Linked DNA regions of Mus musculus: region 2 is linked to region 1. The links are chromatin loops, found by intact Hi-C in ENCODE. Cell type or tissue: gastrocnemius. All regions are shown on one strand. Each heading gives the region's core, and the rest is flanking DNA. Links, peaks and the distances in the headings are about the cores only. Region 1 holds the start of Fam53a (family with sequence similarity 53, member A). Region 2 holds the start of Depdc5 (DEP domain containing 5).

The links. Peaks named below come from ENCODE experiments on the same cell type or tissue, not always from the same donor. Only the 100,000 strongest peaks of a DNase experiment are listed, where the experiment ranks them.
Region 2: it touches region 1 in a loop (4-fold over the local background); 2 of 42 quality-filtered maps call a loop at or near these places.

What each region holds. Positions count from the first base shown.
Region 1 is chr5:33,628,125-33,631,030 of GRCm38, reverse strand. Fam53a (family with sequence similarity 53, member A) reads left to right here and starts at 1,396. Exons shown (of 6, transcript NM_178390.3): 1 at 1,396-1,694; 2 at 2,054-2,178. It also overlaps Gm9903. In gastrocnemius, for the core only: a CTCF peak has its summit at 1,255; DNase peaks (open chromatin) are centred at 767 and 1,258; H3K4me3 peaks cover 2,476 bases; H3K27ac peaks cover 2,500 bases.
Region 2 is chr5:32,862,309-32,865,214 of GRCm38, reverse strand. Depdc5 (DEP domain containing 5) reads right to left here and starts at 1,494. Exons shown (of 43, transcript NM_001170567.1): 1 at 1,394-1,494; 2 at 516-638. The coding sequence starts at 573. In gastrocnemius, for the core only: no CTCF peak of the experiment used is centred there; a DNase peak (open chromatin) is centred at 1,532; H3K4me3 peaks cover 1,547 bases; H3K27ac peaks cover 1,360 bases.

The sequences.
Region 1 (2,906 bases), core at 224-2,723:
CTGGTTTTATGTGAATTCATCAACTCCCTGAAAATTACCCTAAAAGGGCACACACTGAAAGCCTTTAGGAATTACTCAAATACAGCTGAGCTGTGTGGCGTATGTAACTTAATCAGCTGCAGGGCTTGGGAAACACAAGGTGACCGTGGTGATTTGAGAAGGCCACCATTGGTCCAGATCTGCCCAGGGAGAGTGTGGTTGAGGACTGTTCTGGGCAGAGTTCCTCTTAGGCACAGGTGCCTGCCAGATGTCTCAGTCCTTATCTGGCTCCTGCCTGCTGTGATCCAGGTCGCAAGTCCCCTGTCCTCAAGAAACCTGGAGGAGGAAATGAAAGGTCTGTCGCAGGTGATGCAGCAGGTGAGGGCACTCATTCTAGTTGATCTTGGCCTCCCTTGGCTGGGCCTCTGAGCCTGTACAGAACTGGATTTACCAGACCCATAACGTGGTGGCCAGGGCCCAGACTTCTGGTGTGCCCCAGGAATACCCAGTGGCTTTCTAATGTCTTCCTTTTTAGGTCTTATTCCAGATGAGAACTATTCCATTTTCTACATCAAGTAGCTGTACCTAACCCTGCAACATTTTTTAAAATTACTTTTTGTTGTTTGGGAACAAGGTTGTCTAGGGATTACAGGCTTGTGAAATTGCAGCCTATTCCTAGCCAAGTCGGCAGGCGGTTTCATTTTGCTGCGCCTGGCCTCTAGCACCCTGAGAAGTGCTCCACCCCAGTCACACCCACCTGCAGAGCAGCTTTCCTTCACAGCACCGGTACCCAATGCACAAAAGTGCCTTCCAGTCACACGGTAGGTCCAGAAATGAGACTCCCAAAGGGAAGGGTCCTGCCCAAAGGCACATTACCAGCAAAGGACAGGAGAAGCTGGGCATTGGTGGCGCCTGTCTTTAATTCCAGGGCTCGGAAGACAGAGGCAGAAGGATCTCTAGGAGTTCGAAGCCATCCTTGTCTACAGTCCGAGCTTCATACTGAGATTTTGCTATAAAAGAAAGAAAGAAAAAGAAAAAAGGCAGGGAGATGAAGGTGGTCACATCGGACTTTGGAATCCGGGAGCCTATAGGTACCACTACCGGCCTTCGATGCCCCGCGGACACCCGAAGGTTAACGTCACACCCGGCGCGGGCCAGCTCGCACAGGGGGGCGGGGCCAGCAGCGGCGCACGGTACCCGTAGGAGGGAAGTGAGAGGAAACGGGGGCGGGGCGTCACGAGGCCACACCCACAACACGCCGGGCAGTGACGTCGCCCGCCTAGCGGTGCGGCTGAGGGTTGATTGCTTGCGGCGGCTTCCGCGGGCGGGTGCGCGAGCGGACGGCTGACGGCTCGGGGCGGTGGTAGCGGCGCGGCGACCAATGAGGGCGTCCGGAGGGGGCGGGGCGTCGGCTGCGGTTTTGTTCCGCGGTGACTGAGGCTCACCGTCCCCATGCGCGGAGCGCGGCCTGCGCGGCCGGCGCCCTGCCCCAGCTACGGAGCTCGGTGCTCACTCGCCTCGCGGAGAGTGCTCTGCGCCGTCGTTCGCCTGCTCATCGCTAAGAGCTCCAGCCACCGCAACGCCGTGTCCTTGCGCTGCGATCCCGGAGTCTCCGTACGTCGGCCGGCGCCGCGCAGCCGCACGTCGAGAGCCGGGTGCATCGGCACAGCGCGCGGAACACCCTCTAGGGCCAGCCGGCGTCTCAGCACCTTAAGGTCCCCGCGCGCCCCGGGCCCAGCACTGTCCTCGTGTCCCGTGTCCCCGACATCCTAAGGTCCTCGGGGACCCAGCATCTGAAAGAACCCTGGGCCCCAGCTCCCTAGAGTCCCCTGGGCCCCAGCTCCCCGAACTCGTGGCGAGTCCGGGGACCCCTCCAATTAGGCCAGGCCCCAAGCATTCTGTTGTGCGCGCTCCTGCACGCCAGGCGGTAAGGCCTGCCCGCTGCGCCTGGGGCGCGCTGCCACTTGTTGAATCACTTTTCATGTCGACTTTGAGACCTGTTGTCGCCATGCTGAGTCCGTGGGCCCGTGAACCCGCTGTTGTTGAGACTCAGTGATTGTTATTTTGTATTCAGGAAGCAGGAAGTTTGACGAGATATGATGGTCCCTTAAGGGAATCCCAAGAGCAGATCCTCCCCAACGACCTGTGGAAGGTGACTTGGAAGTCTATTCCGAAGCCACTTTCCTGCGTAGACTGAGGGTGTGTAAGTCCCTTTAAGACTTCCTGTGTGGAGGATGGGATGTGCGATGTTCACAATGTATTTTACCGCTCCGAATGCTATTGCCTTTGTACATTAGTCTTAATTACAGATCTGTGATCTATCACTCCAAATTAAAATCACTTTAATTTTTTGCACTTCAAGGTATTTAATCATTAGATATATCTTTAAGTATGAATCTAAGCTTATTCTAACCCTCCAGCCCCACTACTTAAGTTTATAATGATGTTTCAGCTCTGAGAATTTTGAAGATGGACTAGTTTGACTTGAAAGGTGTACTTTAGTTTTTACATTAAGAAATTTGACTTGTGCTCACTGATGCTGCTGCTTCAAATACATATTTGGTCATCTTAGGAAAGTGGGTCTTGGAAGGGAAGTTCAGCATCTCAGAACAAGGTAGGACCGAGGATAGTTTTTCCAAATTCTGAATATTACGCCAAGGTGGAAATTGAAATTGATTAGGAAGAGTAGATGGACTTTGCTGTTTTGGTTAGTGGTTGGTCGTTCTTTCTGATGACTCCTCTGGCACCTGTTCTCCTCTTTACGTCTCTTTGTTTAGTGAGCATAGCAAGCCCGGTCCCTTCTCATGGCCTGATAAATGATTCTGCTTGCTGTCCCTGGAGCTTAGATCTTGGTTCTGGAACTTTTTCCTCTGGTGTGTGAGCTTGTGGCTTGGACTGGAGCCATACCAAGTCACATGGCCTTTCAG
Region 2 (2,906 bases), core at 181-2,680, 770 kb after region 1:
AAAAACCAAACCAAACCAGCTCACTTTGTCAGTAATTCTGATTTCTGAAGTAAAGAACATTAAAAAAAAAAAAAAAAAAAAAAAACCAGGAGGAAGGACTTGGATGCAGTCCATAGAGTCCTTTTCTAGTAAACTTGTGGCCAAGCACTCACTACACAGAAGAAAAACAAAAACAAAACAAACAAAAGCAGGAGGAAAATTAACTCAGGTGTGGTAGAGTATTTCCAGATACACAGGCAGGAGGATAATGGGTTCAAAGCCAGCTTGGGCTACACAATGAGTTCTAAATGAGCCTTGGAAACATGGTAAAACCTGGATTCAAAATACAACCCAACAAACTCTGAATGTGAAGAATGCTTTTCAAAAAGATCCTGTGCTCTCATTTCCAACCATCCCTGATCTCTGATACTGCTCCACTCTTACCTGTCCAGTCTCCCTTGTGATATGGGTAATTTTTAAGGCACATCATAACTTCAGCCAACTTACACAATCCCCAAATATCAATCAATACTGACCACTGCCCCCAAAGCCCTTCTTGTGGATGACAAGTTTGTAGACCTTTGTGGTTCTCATTTTGTCTTGTGATTTCTTCAGCTGTTCCAATCTTGGAGCAGGGAAGTCATCTTGCTTTCCTGCTACTGAAACACAAATAAAAACATCGAGGATGTCAGGCTTCCTAAATTTGCTCTTTAATTTTAGACCTTGAAGGTACTGGTGGTTGTTCGGCTGAAAGGCGTGCCAACCCTTGCATTATATCGCTCCTCCAATTACCAAGAGAGACAAACAAATAGAAGTGTGCTTTAAAAATTAAAGGGAACTTGGGCTCAGATCTCGTCCATCCTCTAAAGCTATTTTCTCTACCGCATACCTAAAAGGGAGGCTTGTGGTGAGAGGGGCACTACCTTGTTTTTGTCTGCATCAGGAACACCAAAATAGTACAGGGATATTCGAAGAGGTTAGTCCATCACATAAGTAGAGGAACGTCAAAACAAGGGATTCGCCCAAGGTCACTCGAACTGTTATGCACTCCCATGACTCGCGGTCCACTAACAATGTCCTGGGGAAAAGAGAACTGAGGAAGGCTGCGGTTTCCTTGCCGACCCCTCTACTGGTACCAACTCTCAGCGGACCGTCCTGCCTCCATTTCACCGCTGCGGTCCGGGAAGCTTGGTGAGAGAAAGACTGGTCCAAGGTCACACGGGGAACTGCAAGAAGAGTCGGGCCTCGAACCTGGCTCAGGGACCCTTCCTTCAAGCCCCTCAAGTCTCAGCCCGAGGTTGGCGCTCGACTCCCCCCCCCAACCCCCCCACTTCCAGAGCCCCTGCGCGCCTCAGGCCCGGCCCGAGGCCAGATTCCGGACAGATCTCCCCAGGACCTCCTCAGGATATCCCACCTGAGCCCCCACAGTTCGCGCAGCTTCCGCACCAGGGCTCTAGGAACCAGACAGACAGCACCACCGAAGAGCGCTCACCTGAGCCCGCGCCGCTCCCGAGGCTCCGCCCCGAGTCCCCGCCCCTCGCCAGTCCCTGCTCAGCCGGCTTGGCCGCTCTAGCCCAGCCTCCGCCTCGTCTCGGTGGCCGCGCCACTTCCTCCTCCGGGGCTGCGGGGAGGTGGGGGGGGCGGGGCGGGGGGGAGGCTGGGGGCGTGGCGTTGAGTCCGACTTCAAACCGAGTTCCCGTTGGCGTTTCCCGCCACCGTCTACAGGGCTGCCCGCTTTGCATGGAAAATTTGAAAATAGAGCCACAGCCAAGACCTTCGTTTCAGAAGAGCGAAGTGATTTCGTAATAGGAGAAACTCGAGAGAGTCGACTCTTACCTCGCGGAGCTGTTTCCATGTGTTTGACGAAGTTAATAACTAAACCTGGTCCAGAGGGCTATTGAGAAGTGCAAAAGTCTCTGCGGGTGGTGGCTCCCCCTCCTAATCCAGGTTCTGTAGAGACAAGAGTGCTGAACATTCCCTAGAGTTCTTGGGCTATGTAGCAAGAAAACGGGGGTGTGTATAATTCATGAGCGAGTTACTAACTTATTGAAAACTGTTAAATATAATTAAGAAGTACAAGTTAATGATAAGTACAAATGTAACATGTACAGAGACAAGCTTGGAAGGAGAAACCAATTTACATTACCCATTATATACTCTTTTGTTGTCAAAATTAAACCTAATGTACATAAGTCAAAACAAGTGTACAGTAAACTTAAAGTTTGTTTGATTAAAAAAAATATTCAAAACATTGAATGCCCGAGTACAATGGGTTAAATCTACAATAGGCTCGCATGGCAGAAGGCCCAGTAGTTTCCTTAGATGGGGCATAAATCATCCAACCAGAGTAAATTGCGTGGTGGCACACGCCTTTAATCCCAGCACTCAGGAGGCAGAGGCAGGCGGATTTCTGAGTTCGAGGACAGCCTGGTCTACAAAGTGAGTTCCAGAACAGCCAGGGCTACACAGAGAAACCCTATCTCAGAAAACCAAAAAAAAAAAAAAAAAAAAAAAAAACCAAAAAAACAAAAACAAAACAAAACTGTAAGTTGTGTGTTAGCCTCATTACAGAGTAAGGATTCATGGGAAGAAGAACCTGCTAGAAGGCCTGACCTGTTCCCACCTTGTAGGCCAAAACAAACAAACAAAGCCAAAAACCTCCTTATCTAAAGATGAATTATTCCTCATGTCTCAAAAAATGGAGGTGGGAAAGGTAGATTCTCTTGTCCATTGGAGGATCTCAGAGTCTGCACCACATCCTAAATGACTTAAAGAGCAGAGACAAATAGCAAGATGCTATCTATACACAGGGGAATCTGTCCTGTGAGTGCTATGAGACCCACTTGCTAGTTCAGTCAGCTACACCCTCCACCCTGTTAGCAAAAGCAACTTTCAGGAAACACACCCTAACCGTGTTCCTTCAATAA